Regions from separate parts of the Mus musculus genome. Here region 2 is linked to region 1. The links are chromatin contacts, found by POLR2A ChIA-PET in ENCODE. All regions are on one chromosome and are shown on one strand. The core of a region is the stretch at or near the end of the contact, and the rest is flanking DNA. Distances in the headings are between cores, read along the strand shown. Region 1 holds the start of Spns1 (spinster homolog 1). Region 2 holds the start of Atp2a1 (ATPase, Ca++ transporting, cardiac muscle, fast twitch 1).

Region 1 (3,854 bases), core at 380-2,879:
GCCCAGATAGAGTCAGTTTTCTGGGTTCAAGTGACCCACTTGCCTCCTGAGCATGTGGGATGCCTGGTGCGTGTGTCCAGACACTAGGTTTTCATTTGAATTGAGTAATGCAGTAGGCAACCTATTATGTCACGTTTCTTTCATCTCACAGTGTTTTACGTTTTTAATCTTTTATTACGTTTTTATTTTGTGTGCATGTCATGGCACATGTGTGAGGTAGAGGACAGCTTGTGGCAGGCAATCCTCTTCTGCCATTTGGATAGGGACAGAACTCAGATTGTCAGTATTGGTACCAAGTATTTTATCCTCTGAGCCACCTTGCTGGCCCTTACCTATTTTCGAACTCTCAATCTCTCTCTCTCTCTAACTTTCTCTTTCTCTCTCTCTTTCTTTCTCTGTCTCTGTATCTCATCATTATCTAGTCCAGGCTGACTTAAGACTCAATACAGTCCAGTCTTCAAATCCTCAAACTTTTATCTGCCTCTTCCTCTGCTGTGCTGAGAGGGATATTAAAAAAAAAAGATTTATTTTCTGTATATGGATACACTGTCGCTCTCTTCAGATACACTAGAGTAGGGCATTGGATCCAATGGTTGTGAGCCACTATGTGGGATTTGAACTCAGGACCTCTGAAAGAACAGTCAGTGTTCTTAACCACTGAGCCATCTCCAGCCCCAAGAGGAATCTTTAATTTTTTGTTTTGTTTTGTTTTGTTTTTTGTTTTGTCGAGACTGGGTCTTATGTACCCAAAGCCACATTAAAGTTAACTATTGCTATGTATCAAGGACCACTTTGAACTTCCAATTCTCCTCCTTCTACCTTTTGCAACGGGCTGGGTGAATGAGGTACTGGGGACTTGAGCCCAGGGTTTCAGGAATGCTTGGCAGTATTTACTATCAACTGAACTACATCCCAGTTCTGGAAGTGGGATCACAAAACAGTATTTTCATAGAATCATAGTATTTTGCATTCAGAATGTATGTATATTAAGGAAAACTAGCAACCTGAGACGGTTCGCCATGGAACACCTTTAATCCCAGCCTTCTGAAGGCAAAGGCAGGTGGATGCCTGTGAATTGGTGGCCACACTGGTCAAAAAAGGGAATTCCAGGACAGTCAGACATACAGAGAAACCTTGGAAATAAAAGAAAGAAAAATGAAAAAACAAGCCAAAAAAAAAAAAGCCTCTGCTCCGTGGGTGCTGAGATAAAAGGTTTGTTTAATTCACTGCCACACCTAGTGGGATTTTTTTTTTGTATGTTTTGTTTTCAAGACTAAAGGTATTAAAGGCATGTGCCACCAGCCAGATTGAGTTTGTTGTTGTTGGTTTATGATAAGGTTCCTCCGTGTAGCCCTGGTCACCCGGGAACTTGCTCAGTAAACCAGGCTAGCCTCGACCACAGAGATCGGCTGCCTCTGTCTCTTTAGTGCTGGGATTAGAGCCATATGCCATTTTTTGGTGCAGGGTACATTGCAGTTCATTGGTTCTGAGCCTCCGCCTGTCCTCCAGGAGAGACACCAGAGGGCGCGAGGACACTAGTCTTGGTTGGAGAAAAACTCGAGGCCATAGACAAAACATCCTCTTCCTCCTAAACTCTAGCATCTTTTCTTGGAGGCAGGGTCTCACTCAGTATGTAGCCCTGGCTGACCTGGAACTCGCTATGTAAACCAGGCTGTCCTTGAAATTGCAAAGATCTCCGTCCTTCTGCCTTCTCCTGGGACTAAAGGTATGCGCTACTACGCCCGACTCTATAGGAATCTAAATGTCCACAGTGAAAGCTCATGATTGGTAAACAAAAGGAGGCAGCTGCTCGCCGCTATTCATCCAACAATTACTGAGCAATGAAGCCATCAGCCAGTCACTGAAGAAGAAAAGAGGAAACAACTCACTAGCATCTGTAGAGATGTAATATTTCCAAATAATCCACTATCTCGTGAAATCGGATAAATGGGTATTCCATCTAGGCGATTGATTACACCAGCTTGCGAGGCCCCCTGGAGGCTACTGGTGGAAGTAGGAACGAGCGTCGGGTTACCATAGCGGAGGAGCCCTAGAAACCCTGGAGGCTTCCGTAGGCGGTGGCAGGTCACGTGTTCAATCCTTGCACCGGGTGACTTTCTCCGGTAGGGCTCCGGTGTCACATGACCTGCTCTTGGGCAACATGGCGGCAGTTGTGTTGCTGAGCTTGGACTGAGCAACAGCGAGTGTGGCGCGCTCCTTCCCGGGCTTTGGAGTGCGTCAGCGTGAGAAGAGGGACTGGGTCCTGGTCTTCCTGCTCCTGTCCCAGCGTCACCTGCACCTCCTGTGTGCTCTCCTCTGTCGGAACCAGAGGGAATGACGAAGCCCAGGGCTTTTCGCAGTGGTGCACTGTGCATCGGACCACGCTCCTAGGCGATAGTGGGCAAGTCTTCTCGCAGTCCTCTCTCCAACCTCCTTCCGTCGGAGGTAGGACCGAAGCGTGGGCGGTTGCGATTCCCCAGGGACCATGGCCGGGTCCGACACGGCGCCCTTCCTCAGCCAAGCAGATGATCCTGATGACGGGCCAGCGCCCGGCCATCCGGGGTTGCCAGGACCCATGGGGAATCCAAAGTCCGGGGAACTCGAGGTCCCAGACTGTGAGGGGCTACAGCGCATCACTGGCTTATCTCGGGGCCATTCGACCCTCATAGTGGTGGTTCTGTGCTACATTAACCTCCTGAACTACATGGACCGCTTCACCGTGGCAGGTACGCACTGATGCTCCGAAGAAGGGATATAGGCAAGGGAGAAGTTCCCCAGGATAGGGTCGCCTCTTGGCGCTCATTCTTTGTTTTTTCTTTCCAGGGGTTCTTACAGACATCGAGCAGTTCTTTAACATCGGAGATGGTAGTACTGGCCTCATCCAGACTGGTGAGTGAGGCTACTGCCCACACAACCCCTCGTTCTTAATTGCCTCAAGTAGGCCTACATACATGCAGGTTTGCCTAGTGAAGCTTTAGTGGCCAGGGCTCTTGGAGGCAATGGCCGTGGCTGCTCTTGGGCTGTCCACTTGAGCTGGGACATCGCACAGAGGGAGCCAGCTAGTTATTATGAGTCGGTAGGCAACACACTCATCCACTTTAAGCCTCATTTTTCTGGTCTGTAGAATGAAGCTAGTAATAAAATGGGCTAGTTCTTTAGACTGGTGTGAGGACTAGGTCATGCCTTGTGTGTGGCACATAGTGGGCACCAGGATACAATGGCAGGAGTGCTTGGCACTGCTGTGGGGGGAAAGTCTCCATTTCTGAGAGCCTATTATGTGCTAGGTCCTAGTAGTGCGCCCTAGAAGTGGTAGGGGCCCTACAAGGACGTTGGCCAGGTATTCTTGCCTATAGTTCTGTCAGCTGAGGAGTAGCATTCATTGCCTTTCCTATTTGTACTGGGAGAGCTACCTGTATTTTTATCAGAAGAGCTAAGATTTGCCCAGGGTCACATAAGCAAAGAGGTGAATGAGAATTTGAAACAAGGTTTTCAAGTATTTGTTTTTCCTACTCCAGGCCAGAGAGGAACTGGGTAGAAGCATTAAGTGTGCAGAAAAGAGAACGAGGTCAAAGGTCCACATGGTGTGGATTCAACACTCGTTCATTGGACACGTGTTTTATGCTAGGTTATGAATTAAAGGAGATGCAGACCTGGCCCACCCAGGAGCTGACACCCTGCTGTGCCTGAGGGGGTTAATTAAAATGGAATAATTTTTCAGATGGATAAGGCTTTTGTAAAAGAAGGGTAGAGCCAGGTGTGTTGGCACACTCCTTTAATCCCAGCACTTGGGAGGCAAAAGGCTGGAGGGTTGCTGTGAGCTTAGGCAGCCTTATGTACACAGTGAGACTTTCTCT
Region 2 (3,854 bases), core at 971-3,470, 85 kb before region 1:
GCTCTTTCCCACCCCAGGTCAAAAGTGTTGTCCTGCAGCTCTAGGCCTCTGGGCCGGTAGCTTTCTCTCTCCAGCCTTCATTTATCTCTCTGGGAAGCTGGGAGAGGTAGAACCGAGTAACCTCAGAGAGCCTCTTTGGCAGGAGTGTCCTGTAAAGCCTGCCTTCTTTCCTCACTCAACTGCTTTGAAGCTCAGTGTCCCTGCTCCCGCTCGCTCTCCATGTTTGGGCATTCCTGCTGCTGGAAGCCTGTACCCCTGTCACTCCTCCAGGTGCTGCTGGGGGGAAGCCAGCTAGGGCCTGAGCCATCATGGCTGCTGAGCCTGCCTCTGGCCCCAGATGGAGGGTCCTGGGCCAGGCAGAAATGCCTGTTTATGTGACCCCTAGATTCTCACTCATTGTCTAAGCCCTACCACCTCGGGTCACAGCAGGACTCTACCTCGAGGGAGGGGTTTGTGGGAACTGTGAAAAGAGGGTGGGAAGGAACACCTTGTCCTGACTTCACCCCTCCCCCAAGTCTGGGCAGAAGGCAGGATGAATCCGAGGCTCAGCCCTTCATTTCTATCTCTCGGTGTTGGCCAGTGGTCACCCCAACAAGTGGGGCTTCTTTTTGTTCTGTGGGCTCTGCTGCCTTATCATTCTGTCTGTGCACTGGAGCCCTTGTGTGGGACCTGCTCCTTGGTTCTTTCAGGGAAACTGAGGCCTGGGTAGAGGTGGGACCTGTGTTCCAGGGCTACAGTGCTGCTGGTCCTCACTGACCTTTCTATCTCTAGTCCCATGGAAACTTTACTGCCTCAGTTTCCCCCTGCTTGCAGCCTGGCCCATATACCCCGGCTGCTCCTCCTCCAGCAGCTGCTTGGGTGGAAATCAAAAGATACCCCAATGATGAAGCGGGTGGGGAAGGGTGGCTCAGAGCAGCTGCTCTTTGGAGGAAGCTGACACCCAGGCCAGGCCAGCCCTTCAGCAACAACTTGTGGCTTTGCACCCAGCCTCTGGGGCCCCGCCCACAGGACTGCCACTGCCCGAACCCTGCTGTTTCTTTTCCCTCTTCTCTTTGGGCTTAGGAAGTCTGTGCTCTTTGCTCCCAACTCTGTTCTGTCCCCTTTTCTCCATACCTTCTCCCCTCCCTTCCAGAGCCTCTGCTTCATCCAGCCTCAGGGGTCCTGCTCTCAGTCACTGGCTTGGGGCTGGCCCAGCTCCAGAGCACTCCTGCCAGCCCTGATCCCCATTCCCTCTGTGAGCTGTTGCATCAGGGTGAGAGTTTCAGAGAACCCCACACTTCTGGGGGGGTCACCATGAAGCCCTAGGGTTGAAGGCTAGTGTAGGGTGGGGAGATCCTTACTCCCCCTGCCCCACCCTGAAACACCCATCCCTCCCCCTCTTCCATCAGCACATTCCGTAGCCTCTTGGGTTACCTGGCTGCCTGGGTGTCCCATTTTCTTCGGGGTGGGGTGGGGGGGATTCCCTGCCAGTTTCACAGGGGAGCTAAAGGCTGTGTTCCCAGAGGCTGAGCTAAAGCGGTAGTGGTGGGGGGAGTTTAGGAGAGACAGACAGTCCTGGCTTTGCTTACCAGGGCCTGGACACTAAATCCCTTGTTGATGGCTGCAGCAACCCCTCCCTAGGGTAAGGTTACCATCTGCACTGTCCCCTTGACTATCTCCCTTCCCTGGTTCCCTGTATCTCTCTAGAGCTACTTCCTCTGTCCCCAAAGATGCGCTCCCCTTTCCTTTGATCCCCCAAAAGGCTTGGAGAACTTCCTCTGCTAACCAAACACATTAGGCAGGGGAGGAGACTGTGACAGTGGAAAGGGGTTCATGATGTCAAGACCAGGCTAAGGAGTGATAAGGCCTAAGGGCCAAGAGGGCTTATGGAAAGATCTGCTCAGGGGTGGGCTTGGAACTGAGAATTTAGTGTAACTGGAGAAGTTGAGGCAACTGGGGGTGGGGTCAGTAGCGGATGATAGAAAGTGACTTTACTCCCCCCTCCTCTCTGAGGCTGGGGCCACCTTTGCGTCCCTTGTGAGTGACACCTCAGGCTGCAGCCCCACTGTTCCTCTCTGTCAGCAGAAACCTCTCTCTCTCCTGACCCCTCCTGCTGGGGTCTCAGCCAGCCAATCCCTGACCTGGAGGAAGGGGGAGCCTGCCCCCCCCACTCCCTCATAAGGACCAGCTGGGGGCTGGGGGGGTGGCCGGCTGCGCAAGTAGGACTGGGGTCAGAACTTCGTGGAAAGGAGAAGAATCTGGGGGGGGCAAGCAAGAAAAAGGAAGGAGCCCAGATCAACAGGCAGGTGGATAAGCTGAAGAAGTCCCCCCACAAGTGAGAGGCCCCTAAGAAGAAACACATCACCCCCTGGCCCCCAGGAAGGGAGCACAATGGAGGCCGCGCACTCCAAGTCCACAGAGGAATGTTTGTCCTATTTCGGGGTGAGCGAGACCACAGGCCTTACCCCAGACCAAGTTAAGCGACATCTGGAAAAATACGGCCCCAATGGTAAGTATCCCTCCGAGGAGAAGCTGGTATGGCTGCCCTCCTACCCCTGTCAGGGGAGCTGCTTCTTCCAAAGTGTATAAGGTGGAGCAGGACTGGAGAAGAAGGAGGATACTAAAGAAAAGTTTTAAAATCTGGAGTTTGGGGAGGTTTCATAGGGTGACCTTGAGCCTCATGGGACACCCTTCTGATACCCTGATTCTCTTATGTTAGCCACAGAGTTTGGGGTGTGGGGGCATGGGGCATGGGCCCCCACTGAATTTGTTCTTTTCTTCTTTTTCCCTGGGTAGAGCTCCCTGCTGAGGAAGGTAAGTTACCCTGACCCTCCTATGCCCCTCATCCCCGACTCCCCGCCTTCTCCTTACTGAGACCCATAGCCTTTCCTCAAAGCTTAAGCGTCAAGACTCCAGACACCTTCCCTGAGTCCTCCCCACCTGGAACAGCTGCCACAGATTTGAAGAGCCTTTTGGGCTGTTTCATCTCTTTCTCTCATGCCAAGCTGGGCTGCCTATCAACCTAGAGGACCAGGGCACTCTAGACTCTGGACCCTGGCCCATCCCCATCCACGGACACTCATCCCTTAACCCTGGGACTCCTCTTCTTGTCCCCCCACCCCCCAGGCAAGTCTCTGTGGGAGTTGGTGGTAGAGCAGTTCGAAGACCTGCTTGTGCGGATTCTTCTCCTGGCTGCCTGCATTTCCTTTGTAAGTGCTGTCTGAGTATGATGTGGGCCTTGGGATCAGCCTGTGGCTCTTACCATCCTGGATGCCCTCGTCCAAGCCCTGACCACCCTGTTTTCCAGGCAGGAGCTGGGGGTGGGGTGCTGGGGTGCTTCCTCCCCTGCAGAGAGGTTTTATTTTAAGCCCTGAGAGTGTTCTCAGCCAAAACACTGAAGCTAAGCCACCCTCCCAGCTTCAAGGGCTTCAAGAGCTCAGGTTACCCCCCCCCCCCCAAGCATAGGCTCCCTGCTTCAGTGAGGGTTACAATGTCTACTATGGGGCCACTGTCACTCCCAGCCTGTCCTGGTTGGTCCCCTACTCTGCGTCACCGATCCTGCCCTGCCCTCTCCAACCTGTGGTACTGATTGACTAAGAGAAAGATTTGGTACAAGGGCGACTGACTGCCAGGGTGCCCTGCAGACCTTACCAACCCTTCCACCCCTCACCCCTCAGCTGTCTCCAGGTTGGACCACATGCCACTTCCTTTGGGCCTGGAGCTTGGTGCCGACTTCTTTTTATCCAGCCTAATTCATCCTTACCTCGGTGTCTCCAGGTCCCTCAGAGCCTTAGGCTACCCCATCCCCTTGTTACATCTCCAGCATTCATAGCTCCTGCTGCTGGCTGCTTGTCACCCTCCATCCCTGCAGTCCA

Evidence for each region. ChIA-PET counts read pairs that join two places held with the same protein, here RNA polymerase II (POLR2A).
Region 2: POLR2A ChIA-PET joins it to region 1 with 10 read pairs in embryonic stem cell. The contact joins the promoter of Atp2a1 here to the promoter of Spns1 in region 1. POLR2A ChIA-PET finds 5 or more read pairs at or near these places in 4 of 5 experiments (Patski and embryonic stem cell).

Annotation. Positions count from the first base shown.
Region 1 is chr7:126,375,709-126,379,562 of GRCm38, reverse strand. Spns1 (spinster homolog 1) reads left to right here and starts at 1,629. Exons shown (of 12, transcript NM_023712.3): 1 at 1,629-2,726; 2 at 2,824-2,889. The coding sequence starts at 2,486.
Region 2 is chr7:126,461,439-126,465,292 of GRCm38, reverse strand. Atp2a1 (ATPase, Ca++ transporting, cardiac muscle, fast twitch 1) reads left to right here and starts at 2,220. Exons shown (of 23, transcript NM_007504.2): 1 at 2,220-2,488; 2 at 2,776-2,793; 3 at 3,106-3,188. The coding sequence starts at 2,371.